Linked DNA regions of Homo sapiens: regions 1 and 3 are each linked to region 2. The links are chromatin loops, found by intact Hi-C in ENCODE. Cell type or tissue: endothelial cell of umbilical vein. All regions are shown on one strand. Each heading gives the region's core, and the rest is flanking DNA. Links, peaks and the distances in the headings are about the cores only.

Region 1 (7,495 bases), core at 873-5,872, 620 kb before region 2:
TGTGCGCCACCAAGCCCAGCTAATTTTTGTATTTTTAATAGAGACAGGGTTTCACTATGTTGGCCAGGATGGTCTCAATCTCTTGACCTCATGATATGCCCACCTCAGCCTCCCAAAGTGCTGGGATTACAGGCATGAGCCACCACACCTGGCCCACACCCAGCTAATTTTTATATTTTTTGTAGAGACAGGGTTTCACCATGTTGGCCAGGCTGGTCTCAGAACTCCTGACCTCAAGTAATCTGCCCACCTCAGCCTCCCAAAGTACTGGGATTACAGGCATGAGCCACCGCGCCCAGACCCAAGTCACCTCTTGAACACCTTGTTGCTTAAAAAATTTATTTCACCAGATACCTTAAATTGTCTCTCTCAGGTTCAAAGTTCTGCAGATCTCTAGGGCAGAGACAAAATGCTACCAGTCTCTTCATTAAAGGATAGCAAGAATTACTTTTGTTCAAGTTCCCAATAAATTTCTCATCTCCATCTGAGACCACCTCAATCTGGACTTCATTGTCCATATCACTATCAGCATTTTGGTCAAAGCCATTCAACAAGTCTCTGGGAATTTCCAAACTTTCCCACATCTTCTTATCTTCTTCTGAGTCCTCCAAACTCTTCCACCCTCTGCCTGTTACCCAGCTCTAAAGTCACCTCCACATTTTCAAGTATGTTTATAGCAGCACCCCACTACCTGGTATCAATTTACTGTATTAGTCCATTCTCGTGCTGCTAAAAAGGACTGCCTGAGACTGGGTAATTTATAAAAGAAAGAGGTTTAATTGACTCACAGTTCTGCATGGCTGAGGAGGCCTCAAGAAACTTACAATCATGGTGGAAGGGGAAGCAAACACGTCCTTCTTCATATGATGGCAGGAAGGGGAAGGGTCTAGCAAAATGGGGAAAAGCCCTTTATAAAACCACCAGATCTTGTGAGAACTCACTATCACAAGAACAGCAGCATGTGGGTAACTATTTCCAAGATTCAATTACCTCTCACTGGGTCCCTCCCACAACCTCCATGTGGGTATTATGGGAACTACAATTCCGGAAGAGATTTGGGTAGGGTCACAACAAACGACATCAGCATATCTATGACAAAGGATTAAATTCAGTTTAATTCAACAAGACTGCACTGGACCCTTATTCTAAGTAATACAAGCATAACTTAAGAATTATTCATCCAACAAATATTGAAAAAACAACACATGTGACTTACTGCGTTTTGGGAGACACATAGTTGATTTCGATCTAGATAACTCTCTCAAGGAAGCTGCAGTGTGGTAGGAATGATAAGACTTGTACATAGATAAGTAACACCAATGATAGAAAATGATAAATATCATTTTTAAAAAGAGAAGTGCAGATGGTGAAATTTAACAGGAAGGATAAGGAGATGACCAATTCCAGGAGATGGGCAAAATCTATTCACTGCCTCAGTTTCCCAATGCATTCATTCATTCACTCAATAAATACAACTTGAATCATTGCCCTATTCCAGATACTGTTAGAGTCAGGGATGAAAACTAGACTAGAAGAGAGAGAGAGATGACAATTCCCTGGAATTAATACCTTAATATAGGTATATACGAGATACGGAGGGAAGAGAGAGGAGGGAACTTCCCAGCCTGCCTGTGGTGAGGGTCAGTTAGCAAAGGAAAGTTTTGTCAAGGAAATGACCCTTTGCTGAGTGTGGAAGAAAAGGGAACATCTCAGGAGAAAGAAGGGGGAAGCCACAGCACTCTAGGCAGGAAGATAACAAAGATTCTCAAAGGGAGAGACAGGGTGCATGTGGGCAGAGGGTGGGGGACAAGGCAGGGGCGGAGGCATAGGGAGCCTCTGCCAGTTTTCTCAGGGAAATGGGAGGTGAGGTTGACAGACAAGGAGGGGAGGTGGTGTGGTTTGGGGAACTGAAAAGGCAAGATAGGCTCTGGAAGGCTTCTCTGGGAAATGCAAGAAGATACTAATAAAGAACAAATAAAAGACAGTTCCAAAGTAGAAACCACAAATTTTTATGTGGCATTAACTACACATCATAATGCAAAATACTCCAAAAATACTTAGTGCTCTGGGCATGAGAGTAGAGAAAGTGGAGAGAACACATCATTGGACAGACAGAGCATGTGCGTGTGCAAGGGAAGGGGAGGGGTGCCATGAAGAGTTCAAATGCAAGTGTGTGGAGTCTGTCCTGCCTGATGGACTGAGAGAAAGTGGATCAAGGAGTTGGAGCTGGAATGGCAAATAGTTTTCATCTCACGCATCAACTCCAGTTGATGGAACCTGTGCTGAGAAGGATCCCAAAGCAACCTCTGGGTTTAATAGGAGAGTGGCATGATCAGTCTGTGAGGTTCTCAATGAGCTGGAAAGAGTGGCAACAATCACACCAGGCATTGGCCATCTCTGGACCAGAGGCCAGACAAGGCTGTGAGAAGAGAGAGGAGTAAGAGAAGTAGCAGGACAGGGGGCTGTGGCCAGAGTGAGATGTTGGAAGGTGAGGTTTCGTGAAGACATCAAGGCCTAGAACATGGCTAGGGAAAAGTTTGGCTGACTGAAGAACAAGGCACAATCTAGTGTTCAAATACCTTCATGCTGCTGCTCTTGCCTCACTGAAGAGGTAAAGTGTCTTCAGAAGACATGTGACATAAGGGAATGGTGGATGGTTGAAGAAACACTTGGCTGTTCTAATGTAAACAGAAGAAGGAGTGGGAAGCTCTCATTTCTCCATCATTATCAGGCTCTGTTCTCAGGAAGCCAGAGAAACCTATGGCATGCTGCCTATGCAGGCCTCCTCCAGACCCATGGCTCAGACAGACCCGCCTGAACTCCAGCAGAGAAACAAGCCCCTGACCATTCCCTTCATCAGGGCAGGCAGGATGCAAGCCAACAGCTTCTCCTCCAGTGAGCCAATCCCATTACTTTTTTCCTTTTTAACTTTGTAAGAACACGTAACATGAGGGCCACCTTCTTAGCAAAATTTTAAGCACACAATACAGTATTATTGACCATAGGTAAAGCGTTGTACAGCAGATCTCTAGAACTCACTCATCTTGCTTAACTAAAACTGTATGTCCATTGATTAACAACTGTTCATTTCTCACTCCACCTAGCTCCTGGCAACCACCATTGCACTCTTTGATTCTACGAATTTGGCAATTTTAGATACCCCACATAAGTGGAATCATGCAGTTTCGTCTTTCTCTGAGTGGTTTATTTCATTTAGTATAATGTCCTCAAGATTCATCCATGTTGTCACATATTTTAGAGTTTCTTTTTTAAGGCTAAGTAATATTCTGGGATGTGTGTGTATGTGTGTGTGTGTTCCACATTTTCTTTATCCATTGATCTGTTGTTGGATATTTAGTTCATTTCTACATCTTGGCTATTGTGTATAGTGCTGCAATGAACATGGGAGTACTAATATCTCTTCAAGATCCTCATTTCAATTCTTTTGGATAAATACCCTGTGGGACTGCTGGATCATATGGTAATTCTATTTTTAATTTTTTGAGGAACCTCCATACTGTTTTCCATAGCAGCTGCACCATTTGGCATTCCCACCAACAGCATGCAGGGTTCCAACTTTCCCACATCCTTGCCTGAATCTCTTTTTGGATTCCGGAGTGACAGTGTCTCAGGATCTTGGCGGGGAAGGACCATCACCTCCTCATAATCCGTGCCACTCTGGAGGGCTGAGCACACAGTTCTCCTTGTTTCCCTGTTTGCCAGCTTGCCTTGTGGATAAATGCAGAGAAGGATTCAGGATTGGAGGGAAGGGTGAATTCACGGCCCTACAGAGCATGTCTAAAAGCATTTGTCAAAAAAAGAGTTAATGACTGCTTCTCTGCGGGAAGCCCTAAAGAAATGAGTGTCCTGAAGTGTAGAACATTCGCTTTTACGGTAGGTGGTGTTATTGTTACATGTTCATACAGACAGTGCTAATTAACAATCCTAAAGGCCACATCATTAAATTATTTCTCCGCTAAAAACCCTATGATGTTTAATGCGTCCCAGCAATTCAATTATATCTAAAACACTGGCCTGAACGGCAGGCACTATTCTGTGGCTGACAAAGTGCAAGTTGCTCTTAAGAACAGGTGAAGCTTAACAAGGAAAGAACAACATCTGACAAACTACCTCCCTGCTCTTCTCCCTAACATACACCCTAAGAATAAAAACAACAGTGATATTCCAAGAAAATTAACGTGGGTCTTACCTTTGCTAGGCTGGCGATGAAATATAGGCTTTACCAAATTTTCTGTGAAGAATCTGACAAGATTTTCTTAAAAGATTTCACCCAAAATAATCAAATCAGTGCCCTCAGATCTATTTAAGGTCCATCGGGTTTCACTGTTTTTTCTCTGGATCCTACCACCCATCCTTTGTCATTTCTAACCACTGCAAATTGCATTTTGGGTTTGAACTTGGGGTGACTTCATGGCTTTGGTCTGGGTTTTTCCTGGATGTGTATCACAGTCAGCAGAGAGCACTTTGAAGAGCACACAAAGCCTCTTTGTCTCCCACTCAGTGAAATATCTCAAGTACAGAGCACAGTGAAAAAGGGCTTCTTTCCAGCTTAAACACACACACACACACACACACACACACACACACACACACACACACACAAAAGAAGCTCTTGCCCTTCCCTGCCGCCCCCAGCTGCTGTGGTGAGACAGTCTCTGCACAGGCACAGGGCCCAGTGCAACTGGCCAAGTGGCCTCAGTCCTCTGGACAAGGCTTGGCAGGCAGCACCATGACAGAACCTCCTGCTTGGAAGGTGTTGGTGCCGAGACTGCATCTGGGAGCAGCACATATGTGATTCCACTAGTTTTTACACAAAGAGGCAGACTATGCCAGTGGCCAGCTGGCCAGCTGGGCACTCATCTGCAACCTTAGAAGCAGGAGTCAGGGAGCAACCCACTGATCCTCTTGTCATGGTCTTCCCAAGTGCCCAGTTTCCACATAAACCATTTCCTCATCACTCTCCTCCCTAACACTATCCCAACAGTACCCTCAAGGAGGCCCCACTCAGCTCTATGAGGACAGGGGGCTATGTATCTCCTTAGCTCCATACCACCAAGCACACTGCCTTACATGGAACACACTCTCAGTAAAGGTTTCTTGGATGGAAAGATGAATGAACAGATAGACAGATGGATGATGGGTGGGTGGATAAGTGTGTGCATGGATGGGTGTGTGCAGGGATGGGTGGGTGGATGGATGGGTGGGTGGATAGAAGAATCTTATAAACCATTGTTCGGATCCTGGCTCAAACATTTTCTTTTTGTGAGATCTTGGGAAAATTACCAAAACTAAGATACTACAAAACTAAGCCTTTTGGTTTTTTATCTGTACAAAGAATGATAGCAGTTACGGTGGAGATTGAGAAAATTCAGTAAGCACCTGATAGTAGGTGCTCTGTACACATTCATGGTTTTTACCCAGGAACTGTTTATAGATTATCAAGTCCCTTGCTTCTGTAGGAGGTCTTTCCTATCACTGTCGAATTCATTGCTCACTTGCATCTCTCCCAAAGGGATGGCAGAGGAAAGGTAGTAAAGGGTGCTTAGAGTGGAGTGAGGACTACAAGAGGGAGCACCAGTATTGACTGGGGATGCAGGGTTTCTAATTTTTCTAGCCCAGAAAAATTCAGACAGGCATGGTTTGGAGGAGACCTGGGTTCCAGTCAAGGCCCTGTCCCCAACTAGCTGGATAAACATGGCATGATCACCTCTCCCTTGTGGTCCTAGATTTCTTCTATGAGATAAACTCATATGATTGCATGAATGCTGAAGTCTCTTCAACTCCCAACTCTGTGATTCTATCCTTCGAGATCCACTTAACATCTTCTTACCTCCTCATTGAAGCCTGTCCTGACCATTCCTGCTGACAATAAATTCTCCCTCTTCTCAGAATCTGTGACTCTTGTCTGCGCTATGTGTCTGGAAATTAGTTCACTTCATAGCCTTGCAATGATGATGATAGCAAACTCTCAAATCATACTAACTGGAGGACCAGAGATTATTCTTAGCTACACACATACGCACACACACTTGAACATATGCATGCACATACACACACATACACACATAATCATTACATTCTCATAATACCTCTCTATGAAGTGAGCAATCTCAAAATCTCATTTTACAGATGAAAAACTGACACATAAACACACACAAAAAACTTACCCAAGACCAAACAGCTTTAAGCACTGGGCCAAGTATTTGAACCCAAGCAGGCATGACCTGCTGTTACCAGGCTGTCATAGGTCTCCTTGTTATTCAGCATCTCACTCCTCTCCCCAGTAGCTTCCCTAAGCATAGGGGCAGTGGGGTGCTGTGGCTAAGTCAAAGGACTCCCTGTCTAGACCACCTGTATGTGAACCCCAAATCTATTTTACTGCTTTGTACCTCTATTTTCCCATGCATAAAACAAGAGTAAAAAGTGCACTCCCTCGTAGGGTTGTTATGAGAATTAAATTAGTTACTCTAAGTAAAGCATTTAGACCAGACATTTGCTGTTATTGGGTGTAGGAGCCCAGCCTAAAACATCTCTGTAGTCTCTATGCCTCATACATAGGGAATGCTTTTGTGTTGACTCAGTCAAGAACATGGGAGGAGGAGTCAAACAGACCAAGTCCAGTCCTAGCTCAACCACAGATTAACTTTATGACCTTGAGCATGTCAGTTAGCTTCTGAGTCTCAGTTTTCTCATTTATAAAATGGGAATCACACGTGCTGCCCAGTGAATCCCACAAAGCTGTGCTACTCAATTCAACAAGACATATGTGTGCACCGTGCATAAACTATTAGATAAGTGGAAGGGTTTGTAACTAGTTTAGTCTAGATGAAACCACCGCCTGAGGATATCTGAAGGTCTCTGCTCGAGGGCTGTGGTCACCCTACTTCAAAAGCAGAAGGGACAGATCCCTTCAAAGGGGCCCTGTTTGTAGAACTCTTGCTAAGCCACATAATGTTATCACAAAAGCATGTTGCAGAGAGGACCTCCTGATTTTATCAAACTGGAGAAACCACCCTTCCATGCCCAATATGGGACAAGTCATGAGTTTTCAGCTGTGTATGGCTTTGTTCCAAGGCATACGAAGAGTTTTGCCTGCAATGACATATAGGTGCCCATTCGGTTTGTTGCAAGTTAGGAAGAAATTGATTTTACAGACCAGACAATATAATGAAAAGGGCATTTTTAGCTGTTTGCTATTTCCCTTTGGAGTTAGACACATTTATGTTTCGATGGCAATTTAATCACTTACAAGTTATATGACCTATTTAATTTATCTCAGCCTCACCTAGGACATTTGTGAAGATTAGAGACGTAGCACAGCTTGTGGCACATGAGAAATGTTCAGTGAATTTATTAGTCACTGTTGTTATCATTTCCCTCTTTATAGACTCCCAAGTTACATCGTTTCAGCCTGAACGCATGGACCCAAGAGCCCTCAAGCTCTGTCTTGCCTGTTCCTTCAACACATTGTTGA
Region 2 (7,495 bases), core at 1,528-6,527:
AAATGGACTTGGTCGTGGGTTTTGAGATTTTGCTAAAAATTCAGTATGGGTGAAGTGGCATGCTCCTGTAATCTCAGTTACTTGGGAGGCTGAGGCAGGGGGATCGCTTGAGACTAGGAGTTTGAGATCAGCCTGGGCAACATAGCGAGACCCTGTCTGAAAAAACAAAACAAAATAAAAATTCCAGCAGTATGAGTTGGGAAAGTTAATAGCTCTTTGAGCATCAGTTTCTTCTTTTGTAAATAAAAAGAAATATGCCTGATTCACATTTTGTTGAGAAGACTTAATGTGCTAATTTTATAAAACACCTAGCACAATGCCTGGCACAGAGTAAGCATTCGATAAATATGCGATCCCTTTCCCTCCACACAGTTGCACAGTTGCCTCCCTCGCTGGACTGTCATATGCATATATGCATCTTTGTGTCCCCAGCTACTAGTACAGTACCTGGCAAAGAGTGCTAAAGTACCTGGGAAAGAGACAGGTAAACTCTGTCTACATACAGTGCTGATTCATTACTCTGGGCTCAGAAATACTTCTTAGGTTAAATAAAACAAGTATATATGCACATGCATAAATCCATTGTAGTGTCAAGTCAGCGTGTGCTTTCTCAGGGCTGGTCATCCCATGCACATAAAGAAGCGCCAACTCTCTGGCAAGGCATCCTGGTGGGCCACTCTCTCAGTCTGAAAGCTGCCTTGATTTGTTTACTTCAACAAGGTTTCATCTTTCTGCCATGTTTTCTTTTTCATTCTGGTGCGCTGTGTGTCCCATTACCTTAACAAGTGATAGTGCTTGAGTTGCCACTAAGGGTCCGAAGGAAAAGTGTTGTGCTGGATGCCAGTGTTCATGGATTGTGGCAGCACAAGGCAAGTTCAGTCTAGGAAACAGGTAACAAAGCTCACGAGGCTGTTAGGGAGGTCTGATTTTTACGAAGGGCTTCGTGTCCATCACTGAAGCCTGGAGGATTGACTAGTAATTGTATGAATGGGATCTGGAAGGAACTATGGTCTGAGGCTTGTCATGACTTCAGGGGTTGGCACCGTACAAAGCCCCATAAGGATCACGCAAAGGCACCCAACCGTGCTAATTCACCCTTTCCGGGAACTCAGCTCCCCCGCCCAGTATTGCTTGCCAGGGTGTGCCCACAGGCACTCCCTGCATGTGGCTGCAGGAACCAACTATGAAATCCACCTATGTGTTTTCTAGTGAATCTGGCCCTGATTTTAGCAGACAGCACTAGCTGTCATCTGGTTTTTATTAAATTCCATAAGTAAGAGAGTAATTCACACTCTAAAATGTTACACTATGTAAATAGTGAGACTGATTGAAAACTATTTTGTTATTTTCTGCTTTTCTCTATTTTGTGAATTTTCTTTAATGAGCATTGAGTACTATTTTATATATATATGTTTACATATATGTTTATATATATGTTTATATATATATATATATGTTTTAATTCAAAGGATAATTCATGGCAGAAACAGAAGTATAGGGACAGAAATTTCCATTACCGGAGGCTTTGAGAACCATATTCCTGCAGCTCTAATGAACAGAAAGTCATTTCACTGGGATGTTTTCCTCCATTTTCTGTGAATTTGAGTGAGCTTCCTTCCAAGAATGCAATTGAAGACTGGGACATACATATTGTAACCAGTAGCATGAGTTATTGATTGAATTCCCTGGCACTTCCTTTAGTTTGAATTCTAGGTAGAGTTCTTGGAAAGTGATGGCTTTTCGAGAGCTGGGCTTCCCTAGCATGGAATGACAAGTCACATAACAGCTCTTTGTCCAGTCATATACTGAGCATCACCTGCGTATCAGGCACTGTGCTGGGCACCAAAGATGGAAAGATAATTCGTGTCTTCACTGTAGTAAGGTAGATAGGGGCCAGGCATGGTGGCTCACACCTGTAATCCCGGCACTTTGGGAGGCCGAGGCAGGCGGATCACCTGAGGTCAGGAGTTCAAGACCTGCCTGGCCAATGTGATGAATCCCCGCCTCTACTAAAAATACAAAAATTAGCTAGGCATGGTGGCGCGTGCCTGTAATCCCAGCTACTCAGGAGGCTGAGGCGAGAGAATCACTTGAACCTGGGAGGCAGATGTTGCAATGAGCCAAGATCATGCCATTGCACTCCAGTCTGCGTGACAAGAACGAAACTCAGTCTCAAAAATAATAATAATAAACAAGAAAAAAATAAGAAAGGTAGATAGGAACACAACATAGCTGTACTAGGGGTGAGTTATGTACAAGAGGGTGTGGGTGAGTGGCCAGAGCAGGTTTCACAGAGGCCAGGACATGTCAACAGTCTTCACTTTAGAGTAGGAATTTGCTAAGAAGACCAGAAGTCTGGTTGGCTGGCAAAGAGATGGGTCAGGGTAAGGGGAGTCCAGCAGAAGGAAAAGTATGCATACAAGCATGGAAGCATGAACTGGCTGGCCTGTGGGATCGTCATGACCCCAGGATCAAACTCATATAAGTTTCTCCAAGACATAACAGTTCTTGTCTCAAGTAAGACACTAGGAGAGTAGGCCACTAGGAGCCCCAATTCCATCAAACACCTCCTAGCCCTGTCATGCACCCAGCATAAGCACAGGGGATGATACAAGAAAACAGTGTGATATCACCATCCCAAGTTGCTGCGGATCAGAGAGCTGTCTTACTGTGATGCTTAATTTTTGGTGAACTTACAGAAAAAAATTCAAAAAGTCTGAGGCTGCCCATTAGGAATGAGAAATTGCATATGAGGGTTAGCATGCTAATTATGTTTTGTGTAACCTACTGGACACACTGGGATGGCTTTTCCTGAAAGAAATTATCTGAGTCCTACCTTACCACCTAGACAAACGGGAAAGGAAAGGGGGTTGATTCCACCAACAGTGTGTGCTTGTGACTTAGGCGGCTTTCCAGTCGAAGAAATACAAATAATTGTAAGGCAATTTTAATCTTTACTGAACTCTCTTGAAGCCTATCAAACGGAATCCCAAATGCACAGCAAAACATCTTAAAATTGCCTTTCCCTATCTCTCTCAAGTCATATATATCACACGTTTATGGCTCTCTCCTCCTAATTTTTTTCCTCCCTCTTTCCATATTCCTCCCAAACTCTCTTAAGCTCAACTACAAGAACACTTGTCTTTTCACCCCAGCCCCATTCCCCGCTTTCTGGATTTATTCCTCTGGTGGCTAGTAGATCTCTCTCCTTTCTAAAGTAAATCAATTTCACATTTCTGCCCCCCTACACCAATCAACACCACATTATTTTTATATTTGTGGCAGAGGTTTAATAGGTAGAACAAGGGGATGCTTTGCAGAGGCTAGAACACTCAAGAGAAAGATTTGTTTTCTTTGTCATTTGAACAGCAAGCATATATAAACCATGCTGGTAAAGTTTCTTTCTGGTGGCTCCCATATTTTAGGTTACTGGCCACCCTAAAAACCTAAGCCCTAAAAACCTGTTACCTTCCCATGTAACAGAAGCTTAATGTAAATGACTTTCATAAGCCTGTATTCCTTTAACTTATTTTTTTCTTCTTTATCCATAGCAGATTTAAGTCTGGATTCCTTGACTCATCCAAAGTGGTTAAGTGCAAGAATGCTATTTTTTTTTAATGCCTGTCTTCCCCATTAACTCCCAGAGGGCAGGGGTATTGGCCATCTAGGTGACCATTAGCACTGTCCCTGGAAAATGGAATACACTCATTAATTCTTATATTTAGCATTTGTTGAAGGGAATTTGAATGTGAGCATAAATTTCTTAAAGGATCTTTCAGTCCCTTGAACAAAGTGTGAACCAAGTGTCATCCAAGTTATACAACATGGAGTACATACAATTGCATTTCACTCTAATTCAAGCCTAAGAACAGGTGACCCAAGAAGCAATCTCAACCCCTCAAAGATTTTTCTCCAATACCTAATCTGCAAGCCAAGGATCTTTGGGGTACAGAAAAAGTCATTTTTTTTTCTTTCCTTTGAGGGAAGTGACAGATACAAAGTTTTCATACTCAGCTCCTAACTGCCCCCAGCTCATCCTGGCAGCTGAAGAGTTAATCTGCTGCCACCTAGTGGTTCTTGGCCAACCTGCGGGAACCCCAGCTCACATAAGGTGAGGGTGAATGGGGTGGGTGTGGACTGTCTCCATGAAGAGGACAAGGTTCTCAAGTGGCTTTGTCTTCCCACCCCCAAAGTTTATCTCTCTCTTTCTCTCTCTCTCTCTCTCTTTCTCTCCCTCTCTCTCTCTGTCTCCCCCTCTCTCTCTCTCTCTTCTCTCCTCTCTCCTCTCTCCTCTTTCTCTCTCTCTCTCCCCTTCTCTGGGGCCTGTTTCCTGTAGACCTGAGGCAAAGCAGTAGTTCAGGCTGGGATTTCTTGCAAGTTTTCCACTGTGGGGTGCCGCAACAGCTGTGACCCTGGCTTGATTTTGATGTAGACTTCAAGGGCGCCGTCCCCAGCGGGGAGAACATTTTTACCTCAGGAGCCTATTCACATTGGTAGCCTTGGCAGGGAAAGTTCCAGAAGCTTTGATTACACAAATACCTTTGCTAGGTACAGGCCCGTCTTGGCAACCTGGGGAGAGAGAATGTGCACATGGGCTGATTAAACCAAACGACCCGTTTCCTTTGCCGGGGCTGGGGGCTGGGGGTCTTCGGCTTGGAAATGATTTTTTCCTTGGCTGTGTTGCCTGGAAACTTTGAGGGTTTAATTAGGACTGGGGAGGTTTTTGGCTCCCGCAGCTGCCTCTGCTCTCCCCCAGGGTTACTGAGTGAGAATGTGTGCATGCGTGTGTGTGTGTGTGTGCGCGCGCGCGTGTGTGTGTGTGTGTGTCCCCTGCAGTGCAGGCCAAAGCCGTCTGGAGAAGTTAATTGTGTACCAAGGCAGATGTGGCTCTTTTTATTTCAATTGATTTCAGTTAATAACTTTTAACCTCCGAACCGCAGTGAGGCTGCGTGTGGTTTATGTATCATGTACTGGAGCCCAGACAACTGAGTGGAAATGGTAGCTATTACCTTACTGCCGCCATCCATCTAGGGCCAATCATTGGAAACTTTTCTAAATGTTCTCAAGCAAATCCAGAAAGGACATCCTCCATCAGTGTCTCTCTGGCTCTGTGAATTCCTAGGAAGAAGTAAGACAAGAGCCGGCCCGCCCCAAAGCAGTTATCTTATTTGGTCAGGAGGAAAAAGTTGGAGTAAACAAATTAAAATGAAACATTTTTCATCCTTTATTGACTTCAGTATTCTTTTTATTAACCTCAACATTACCAAGCAGTTACTCTCCCATTTGGAGACTTGGAGAAAGAAGAAGAATTTTCTTTTCTGCTTTTCTTTGATATGTATATATGTTTGTATTTATTTTTCAACTACCAATGTTATACACAAACATGTTCTGGTTATATAAGGATTAAATACAGAAGTATAAGCCCCCTTGCTCACAGGCAGATTTTCCAGCTGGGGTCAAGGCAGGTGCAGGCGCATTGTGACCCACCCTTTTTCTTCCTTCCCTCCCTTTTTTCTTTTCTGCTTTCCTTTCCTCCTTCCTTCAGAGGAAGATTCAGAGACACAGGTCTTTCCTTCATGGAGCATGTGGAAATGAGCTCCCACATACCATGTGTATTTGTTTGCTAGGCCTGCTGTAAGAAGATACCACACAAAGGTCTAATATCCAGCATCTATAAGGAACTTAAACAAATTTACAAGAAGAAAACAACCCCATTAAAAAGTGGGCAAAGGACATGAACAGATACTTCTCAAAACAAGACATACATGTGGCCAACAAGCATATGAAAAAAAAGCTCAATATCACTGATCATTAGAGAAATGCAAGTCAAAACCATAATGAAATACCATCTCACACCAGCCAGAATGGCTACTATTAAAAAGTCAAAAAATAACAGGTGTTGGCAAGGTTGTGGAGAAAAGGGAACGCTTATACACTATTTGTGGGAGTGTAGATTAGTTCAACCATTGTGGAAAACAGTGTGGCAATTCCTCAAAGAGCTAAAAACAGAACTACCATTTGACTCAGCAATCCCACTACTGGGTAGGTACCCAGAGGACTGTAAATCATTCTACCATAACAACACATGCACACGAATGTTCATTGCAGCACTATTCACAATAGTAAAGGCATAGAATCAATCTAAATGCCTATCAGTGAGACTGGATGAAGAAAACATGGTACATATACACCATGGAATATTATACAGCCATAAAAAAAGAACAAGATCATGTCTTTTGAAGGAACATGGATGAAGCTAGAGGCTATTATCCTTAGAAAACTAATGCAGGAACAGAAAACCAAATACTACATGCTCTTACTTGTAAGTGGGGGCTGAAAGATAAGAATTTATAAACACAAAGAAGGAAACAAAGACGCTGGGGTCTACTTGAGCAGGGAGGGTGAGAGAAGGGAGAGGAGCAGAAAGGATAACTATTGGATACCGGGCTTAATACCTGGGTGATAAAATAATATGTACAACAAACCCCTGTTACCGGTGTTTACCTATGTAACAAACCTGCACGTGTATCCCCGAACTCAAAATAAAAGTTAAAAAAAATAAAAATACGACGAGTAAAAAAAAAAGAAAAAAAGAAAGTACCACAGACTGGGTGGCTTAGACAAGAGCAATGTGTTGTCTCACAGTTCCAGAGGCAGGGTTGATTCCTTCTGCGGGCTGTGAGGGAGGCTCTGTTCCACGCCTCTCCCTGCTCCTGTGGTTCGCTGGCAATCTTTGCTGTTCCTTGACTCGTAGACACATCGCCCTGATCTCTGCCTTCGTTTTCACATAGCTTTCTTCCTGGCACTGGGAGTGACATGACTTGACTGTTTTCTAGGGAACCCTCACTTTAGGCTTCTCCTCTTGAGTTGGTCAGATGCCCAGAGAAGACTCTTCAATCCCCTATTTGAAGAATGTGTGTGCCTGGCTGCTGTGTTCCGGGAGCCAAGTGTGAGAAGAAGGCTGGAACCCAAATATTCAGTCTGCTCCTCTGTAGTCTTTAATCCCTCTGTTTTCAGTACAGCATCCTCCCAGACCTCCGCACTCTCTGGCTTCTCTAGTTCAGAAATCCCCTGGTTACTGTCTCTAGAAAATAAATCTCTCCTACCATTTACGGCAGTGGAGAAGGAGCCATGTGACTGCGTGGCATGAGGGGATAGGGCACGGGGAGAGATCTAACTGCTTCTAAAACCCTTTCCACCCACCCTCCTTTTTCAGCCCCATCTTCACTCTCACCTCCAGAGGTACCAGATGCCACCAGTCCTGCGCTGTTTCACTGCTCTGAATGTGAACCGAGTTGCTTTTGGCGTTTCCCACTGCAGGCTCCGTGTGCAGTTTGATGGGGTCTGGCAGGCCGGTCGCCAGTCTTCCACAGCATTTTAACTTTCAACATTTTGCTGCTTTCTTTGTTTCCACTTTCTTTGTTTTTGTGTTAGTGGGTTTCAGGAAGAAAGAGAGCTAAATACATGTGTCCAATTTTCCAGCTTTACCTTTAAG
Region 3 (7,495 bases), core at 1,736-6,735, 390 kb before region 2:
AAAAGCTGGTTTAAGATAAATTTGGAAAATGTCTAGAATTGATAATATATTTTCTTTTAGTTTTCTCTGCTACTCTTAAGGGTACATGTAAATACATTTCTTAGCGTAGAGCAAATGTTGCATGCAATATGACTGGCCAGTGGCATTTTATTTCAAAGATCTCATGCTAATATATAGGAGACTATATATTATTTTTTTTTGTATCAGCATGTTTAATTTTTTTAAGGTTAACTGTGTGCAAATGCATATTTGCTGTCCAAACTAGTTAATGGGCTTACAACTGAAGGGTGTAAATTCTAGTATCTGTATTCTCCAGCTTGAAGCAGTGTTGTCTGAAGCCTGAAACGGCTGATGTTAATCTTCAGCTTATTTTGTTGATATCCAAAAATTAACTTGAAGTAGAATAAAATGTGATGTAAATCGACTTCTCTGCATACTCATAACAGTGTCAATAGTTAAAAAATAAAGTCTATATAGGTCACACTGTTTAAAACCTTAAAGGAGTGTGTGTGTGTGTGTGTGTGTGTGTGTGTGTGTGTGTGTGTGCGCGCGCGCGCTGTGTGTGTGTGATGCATATGTATTTGTGTTTAATTAAACAGAGGGAATTGCTGGCTTTTAATCAAGTTGATGAATTTTGAATTTCCACTTCAGTGATGGCTCTACCTTAAATTCATTTGGCTGATGTGATAGCAGTATTCGGAATGCAACGAAGAGATAAGAGTTTGGACCCCATATTTATAATATTCCAGAAGAATTTCATTATGTAATGGCTAGAAACTCAGATTTCCCACAGAGTTGTAGAGTGTGCAGTTTGGCATGCTTATTTACTACTCTGGTTCTTTTTTTTTTTTTTTTTTTTTTGAGACGGAGTCTCTCTGTGTCACGCAGGCTGGTGTGCAGTGGCGTGATCTCGGCTCACTGCAACCTTTGCCTCCTGGGTTCAAGCGATTCTTCTGCCTCAGCCTCCTGAGTAGCTGGGATTACAGGCGCCTGCCACCACATCCAGCTTATTTTTCTATTTTTAGTAGAGATGGGATTTCACTGAGTTGGCCAGGCTGGTTTCGAACTCCTGACCTTGCGATCCACTTACCTCTGCCTCCCAAAGTGCTGGGATTACAAGCGTGAGCCACCGCACCCGGCCACTACTCTGGTTCTTAATAGTGAAAGATTTATACCTCAAAAACACTCTGTAGATAAAGAAGGATTCAAATATGATTCTCTTAATATTGCATGGTTTGGCTAAGAAACCTTGTTATTATTCAAGTTACTGTGAGTCAAGGGCTTGCTTAGAAACAGCAGACGTAGGCATGGCGCGGTGGCTCATGCCTGTAATCCCAGCACTTTGGGAGGCTGAGGCAGGCAGATCACCAGGTCAGGAGTTCAAGACCAGCCTAGCCAATATAGTGAAACCCCATCTCTACTAAAAATACAAAAAATTAGCCGGGCTTGGTGGTGGGTGCCAGTAATTCCAGCTACTCGGGAGGCTGAGGCAGGAGAATCGCTTGAACCCGAGAGGCGGAGGTTGCAGTGAGCCAAGATCGTGCCATTGCACTCCAGCCTGGGTGACAAGAATGAAACTATGCAAGAAAGAAAGAAAGAGAGAAAGAAGAAAGAAAGAAAGAGAAAGAACGAACAGACATAGATAGTCTATTCCCACTTCAAGTAGAGTAAACAGGCAAAGTGGGGCAAGGAAGAGCGGATGAAAAAGCCACAAGGCAATTCATTAACCCATTTTAAGACATTTTCAGGCAACTTGTGAAGCTTCAAAGGTCAAACTGACCAACATTTAATTCATCACAGAAAAAAAATTCTGGGAGAAGAAAAAAGAAAACTTGACCTTCACGGTTTAACAAGTTTTCTTAAAATGTCTTTATACAATCTTGATAGAGTTCTTTGCTAACATGATTCATCTTCCAATCTATGCAAATCAGACTTTTAAATCATACTTGGTTTTATATAAGGGCTTCCTTCTGATTGACTTTGGAGCAGGTAACACAGAGCTCTTGATGGCAGTGCCTTGCTGTGTGTTCTGTTATGGTGACAGAGAGAGCACCCCCTGCAAGGGTGATTTAGTGTGAAAGTACTAGGGTCTTTGACTGAGAAGTCACCAAAAATCAATGGCTGTATTGTTTTGAATGTTATCTGGGCTTGCAACTGAGAATAGGACCTGGGGGTTTTACTCTTTTTATTCCTTTTCATTCGTTCTTCACTCTCTATCTGAATTGCAGTCGTGGTCCTCTGGCAGGCAGCGTCTGTATGCGACCGGAAGGCAGTGCTGAATAGTGGGGTGATGTTGGCAGAGCACTTTCCAGGCATGCTAGCACCTAGCGCACAAGCAGAGAACTTTGCTTCTGCCAACTGTGACTTCAGAACCCAGGTCTGTTCCTGAACCTGGATGCCCAGCTGTCAGTGTGTCGCCATATGTCACCAGCACATGGCACCCTAATTAAAATTTCAAATTGCATGCATTTGTGTTTGCTGGCTGGCTTGCTTAAAAGGCAGAGACCTCACCACCCCGGCTTGCCCCCCTCCTTCATCACTCTGAAGTATTATGTTTGCCATCCTTAGGAATGAGTTGGAAAACGGCCTTTGCCCACTAAAAAATCATCACTCTCCAATTCTCTCACCTCCCATTTTGAAATAGGAATAGTCCTTATTTTAAGGGAGAAGGAGTGGTGTGAAGAAACGTGGCTGGTACCCTTCAGTAGAATTCTAAAGACCAGAAATGTGGTTCTCGTGTTTCCAGTGGTTCATACAGATCACTCTTCAATGCTGTCCTCTCTTTGTGAATATGTTTAGCTCTTTTTATGTTTACATTTGAAATTTTAAAATAGGATTAGATGGAGCATTCTTGGAAAACAGTAACAACAAAATTTAATGAAGTAGGTCCCTTCGTGCAAAGCAAAAAAGACATACTGCTGGTTGAGGATATCTGTTAATAGCTACCATTTATTGATCATTTACAAAATGCTAAGGAAAAATGCAAGTCGATTTACCTGTGTTGCCTCATTTGATTCTCACACCACTTCTATTCTGTGGCAACTGCTAACACTCTCATTTTAGAGATGAGCATACCATGGCTTATGTAGCATTTCCAATCTTATGTACCGTATCTCGTGAGTAGTAGACATGAAATTTGAACTCAGATCCGTTTGACTTGAGATTGTATATACTACATTGCTTCCTTCCTGGGAAGAAAATGGAAGTTTTTTCTGGTTCCTTCTAATCGTAGCTTCATAGATATGTGGTGTGCTTCCAAGTGTGTATACTTTTCCATGTATGCTAAGTTTTGGTGATGTATTAAAAAAAGGTTGAATGGCCAAGTACAGTGGCTCATGCCTGCAATCCCAGCACTTTGGGAGGCCGAGGTAGGTGGGTCACTTGAGGTCAGGAGTTCGAGACCAGCCTGGGCAACACGGTGAAATCCCATCTCTACTAAAAATACAAAAATTAGCCGGGCGTGGTTGTGCGTGCCTGTAATCGCAGCTACTCTGGAGGCTGAGGCAGGAGAATCACTTGAAACCAGGAGGCGGAGGCTGCAGTTAGCTGAAATTGCATCACTGCACTCCAGCCTGCACGACAGAGCGAGACTCCAACTCACAAAATATATATATGTATATATATATATATATATATATATATATATATATATATATATATATATATATATATGTATGTATGTTGAGCTAGAATTATGCAATTCCCTATTGACCCTTAGTCACCATTTGCAGTGATGACAAACTGGGGTATTTTAAATGACAGCAGGAGGCAGTGCAGTCATTAGCAGCATGGACTCTGGAGCCCAGTTGCTGCTTTAGATCTCAGCTCCCCTTTGACTAGCGTCATGATCTTGTGCAAATCACTTGACCGCTCAGTGCCTCAGTTTCCTCATCTGTATGGGATAATAATATTATGAGTTAATCCATGTAAAACACTTAGAATCTTCCTCCTGGACTATTGAAAGTACCCATTAGAGGTTAGCTAAAATTAATCAACACATTTTTAGACTTCACACAGAAAAAAAAAGAAATTAAGGAAGATTAATTGATCCATTCTTTAGAAAATTCTGATACTAAACACTGGCCTTTATATAGCATCTGATTAATTAAAATGAGTCACCCTCTTGATTTGATCTGCCAGTCAACAATTGCTGATGGAGCTTCTGCTATAAAATGATGTATACATTCTCCAAAATAAAAAACAGTATCATAAACCTTAAAAAGGTACCAGTCATGTTGGGTAGACAAGACATATCTACTTAGGTTCCACAAGTGCTCTAGAGTTGTTTACCTATTCAGTCCAGTGAATTATCACAACCACATAATTAAATGTGTATTCATCCCCAAGTAATGACAGAAAAGATGAAGAAAACCTAAACAAACCAAAAAACCTCCAGAAATTTTAACAATGTGTATAATGCTAATAATATTTCTAACTGTGATAATAGCAGTAATAGAAGGTAGTAGTACTCATTTAAGTGGCTTCTGTTATGGCTGTAGACAAGTTATTTACACATTTAGCAAAGTTATGAAATTCTGTCATCTATAATCTTTTCATGTATGAATGATTCCTTTCTTATAAAACTCCCATTTATTCTGTAGGGTTGCTGAAACACAGCAAAGTGTAAAAGGGAAAACAACGACTCCCTCTACGTTTTATTTTAAAATAGAAAATTCTGATGGGAATCTGCAATATAAGCCAAGATATGTAGTAAGATCTCACATACTTTCTCAGATTTGGCTTTTTTGTTGTTGTTACCTTAAGTATCACATACCCTGATAGCGTAAAGAATCAGTATCTTTTATCCTATCTATGGAAAATATAATGATTGTTGATAATTTTATGAGCCATTGTACTAATTTTAATCGACACATCCGCTCCTCTATAGCACACTTCCTTGAGATAAAACTGGCTAATAGTATCAACTGACCTGTTTTCTGTTTTTTCATTGAACTTTAAAATGTAATTCTTTTTCTTTTTCTGGTGCTCAAAGAGATACATTTGTTTGAGTCCTTGTGTATTTTATGTATCACATTAAGAAAATTATAAAGAACTTAAAAGCTTAAGGCAAACTTTAAAAAGTGTCTTGTCAGGTTAGATTTCTCTTTCCTTTCAACTAAAAAACAAAAAAAAAAAAGGAAAAAGGAAATAAGGGAAGGAGGAAGGGGTGGGGGCCATCAGGTGGTAAAAGCCTGTTTAATGTAACATCAGTTGTGGAGAAAATATTAGGTTCAATTACATAAGGATTGTGTGAGAGGGAGCACCTTGAGAAGCATAATTTAATTAGAATGAATTTATGAGCGAGAGGTCCTGAGCTATTAGACAAAGCGAAGGCAGTGGTGTGCTCTCCTTTCACGAGAGCATTTTAATGAGTTTCCATACAAAGTATTTCAGGTAAAAGATTTGTAGCAAGTGTGAATAGAAATGTAGCTCCAAATAAAAACTGTCAAATAGCTCTAGTAGCAATTTCTGGGCTAAGAGTATTTAATAAAGTATGCTGACATTGTTATTTCTTGATGATTTTATTGAACAACTATCGTGTAAGAAAATCTTAAAAAAAAAACACTCAGATTCCAATGTGTTCTTTAATTTGCCATTAAAAATTGAACTGCAGGGCTGGCCTTGCTTGACTTCCAATTTGGGCAGGTGTTAGATTGTGACTTACATAACATTGCAAACTCATCCATTGCCCTGATATTCCAGAAGGATAGGTGCCAATGGTAACTTAAGATTGAGATTTCACCTTTATGGCTTGCTTCCTATTTCTGGTAAGAGGGAATTAAAGCGTTATCTCCCTATAGTGTAATTATGGTCATAAACTTGATTAGAGTTCTTTAAATAAAATCCAACTAGGAAAAAGGCAGGAAAACACTGTGGTCAATTTTGGGGAAGGAGGATGGAATACAGGCATGACCTTCACCTTGGTCAAAATATGTTCCCTAAGACTCTGGGAAGTCTTGTATATATAAGATTCATATGGCAGGGTTTTTAAAAAGTTGACAGGAGAGTACATCCTTGTTTAAGGATTTATTTGTGTATGATCCTCACAAGGTACATTTTTGAGATTTATTGCAAATAATTCTGTTAATCCTTTCCTAGATATTCTGACATGCCAGGTGGTTAAAGAAGGATGATACATACCAGGTCTATAGAAATATCATAAATTATTACACAGTAATATAAGTATTTTTGTCATCCATGACTAACTTTTAAAATGGCAAAATTATAAATATCTGTAAAGTCTATGCGCAGTTGTTACTGATTATTGTGGCAATAATACATAAAGAACATGTTTTTTGTTTTATTTTCCACCCTTATGTTTTATTTATAAAACAAAAATTTATATTTGCACAGGAGGAGAATTAGCAGGATGTAAAATAAAAATGAAAGACCCCAATGGGGAGAATATTTTAAATGTCTTGCAGGGAGTGGAAGAAAGCTTTGCTTAAAAATGTCACCATATGCTAACTATATACAGCACTTCAAGTTTATTTATTGTTAAAGCCTCATGTAAATCACGTCATTCTGAAAATCATGGAAACTGCACATTTGTGCATTAAACTATGTAAACAACAAAAACTGGTCATCCGTCCAATTGTTGCTTCACTTATTTTGAATTATAGTGCAATTTTGTGGAGGGTGAAATGGGGATTACACAATATAGCGATTTCCTGTTAACACCTACATTTTTGCTGATCAAGCAAGGTCTGTTGGTGCGAGAGCTTAACCTTTATTTTATTTCCAAATGTGTTTTTTATTCCGAGTCCCGTTGGTGTCTATGGTTTCACTTTTCTCCATGAGCCACATGTTAAAGCCTGCCCTGACTAAATGAAGGAGTGTAAGCAGTGGGATAGACATTGCAGGCAGGCGAAACTGGGATAAGCCCCAGAATCTTTTGAACCTATCAGTAATATTACTAACAGGGAGAAAGTATAAAAGTGAGCGCTTCAAGTGCTCTAGTGTACATGTCAAAATTAAAGCACGAGTTCCACGGGATGGCTCACCACCCTCCCTTATTTATAAAACAGAAGTATCTTTTGAGCCCGCTGTGCCCTCCTCCCCCTTTTCTATGCCTGTTTTTCTGCCTGGGTTGCCTGGTTTTTGCTCTGCTTGTTGAAACCCTGCTCATCCTTCAGGCTGCCTCAAAACTTTTGTGGAAGAAGGTAGGGAACACATATCTCTTCTTTTGTCCAGCCTTCCTTGATTAGCCTTCTTCCTCTCCCTTCTACCCATTGTACATGGTTTCTGTTGCCATGTAGTGGTTAAATCTGGTTTACGTTGTAGTTGTTTGTGTGTAAGGAGGTCTCCTACACCGGGCCATGTTTTCTTAAACACTGGGATGGTGTTTTCTTAGTGCTTGTGATGTTCTTTGTAACAGTGGGTGCCCTATAACTTTTGTTTGGACTGAATTAAAGAAAAAAAAGAAATCGACTTTAGTAGGAGCCGGCCTTTGAGTGATAAAGATACATTGAGGGAACTCTGTACATCCCCAAGA

Evidence for each region. Hi-C counts contacts between places; a loop is a spot of excess contacts. Peaks named below come from ENCODE experiments on the same cell type or tissue, not always from the same donor. Only the 100,000 strongest peaks of a DNase experiment are listed, where the experiment ranks them.
Region 1: a loop joins it to region 2, with 8 times the contacts of the local background. A loop is called at or near these places in 26 of 110 quality-filtered maps.
Region 3: a loop joins it to region 2, with 4 times the contacts of the local background. A loop is called at or near these places in 2 of 110 quality-filtered maps.

What each region holds. Positions count from the first base shown.
Region 1 is chr1:60,966,338-60,973,832 of GRCh38, forward strand. NFIA-AS2 (NFIA antisense RNA 2) reads right to left here and starts at 4,403. Exons shown (of 7, transcript NR_110617.2): 1 at 4,211-4,403. In endothelial cell of umbilical vein, for the core only: no CTCF peak of the experiment used is centred there; a DNase peak (open chromatin) is centred at 3,934.
Region 2 is chr1:61,584,785-61,592,279 of GRCh38, forward strand. No RefSeq gene overlaps it. Among named protein-coding and RNA genes, the nearest start is that of TM2D1, 140 kb to the right of the region's middle. RefSeq lists an enhancer at 2,977-5,452. In endothelial cell of umbilical vein, for the core only: a CTCF peak has its summit at 4,080 (motif pointing left); a DNase peak (open chromatin) is centred at 4,057.
Region 3 is chr1:61,196,396-61,203,890 of GRCh38, forward strand. All of the region lies in intron 2 of NFIA (nuclear factor I A), which reads left to right. Among named protein-coding and RNA genes, the nearest start is that of NFIA-AS1, 53 kb to the right of the region's middle. In endothelial cell of umbilical vein, for the core only: no CTCF peak of the experiment used is centred there; a DNase peak (open chromatin) is centred at 4,806.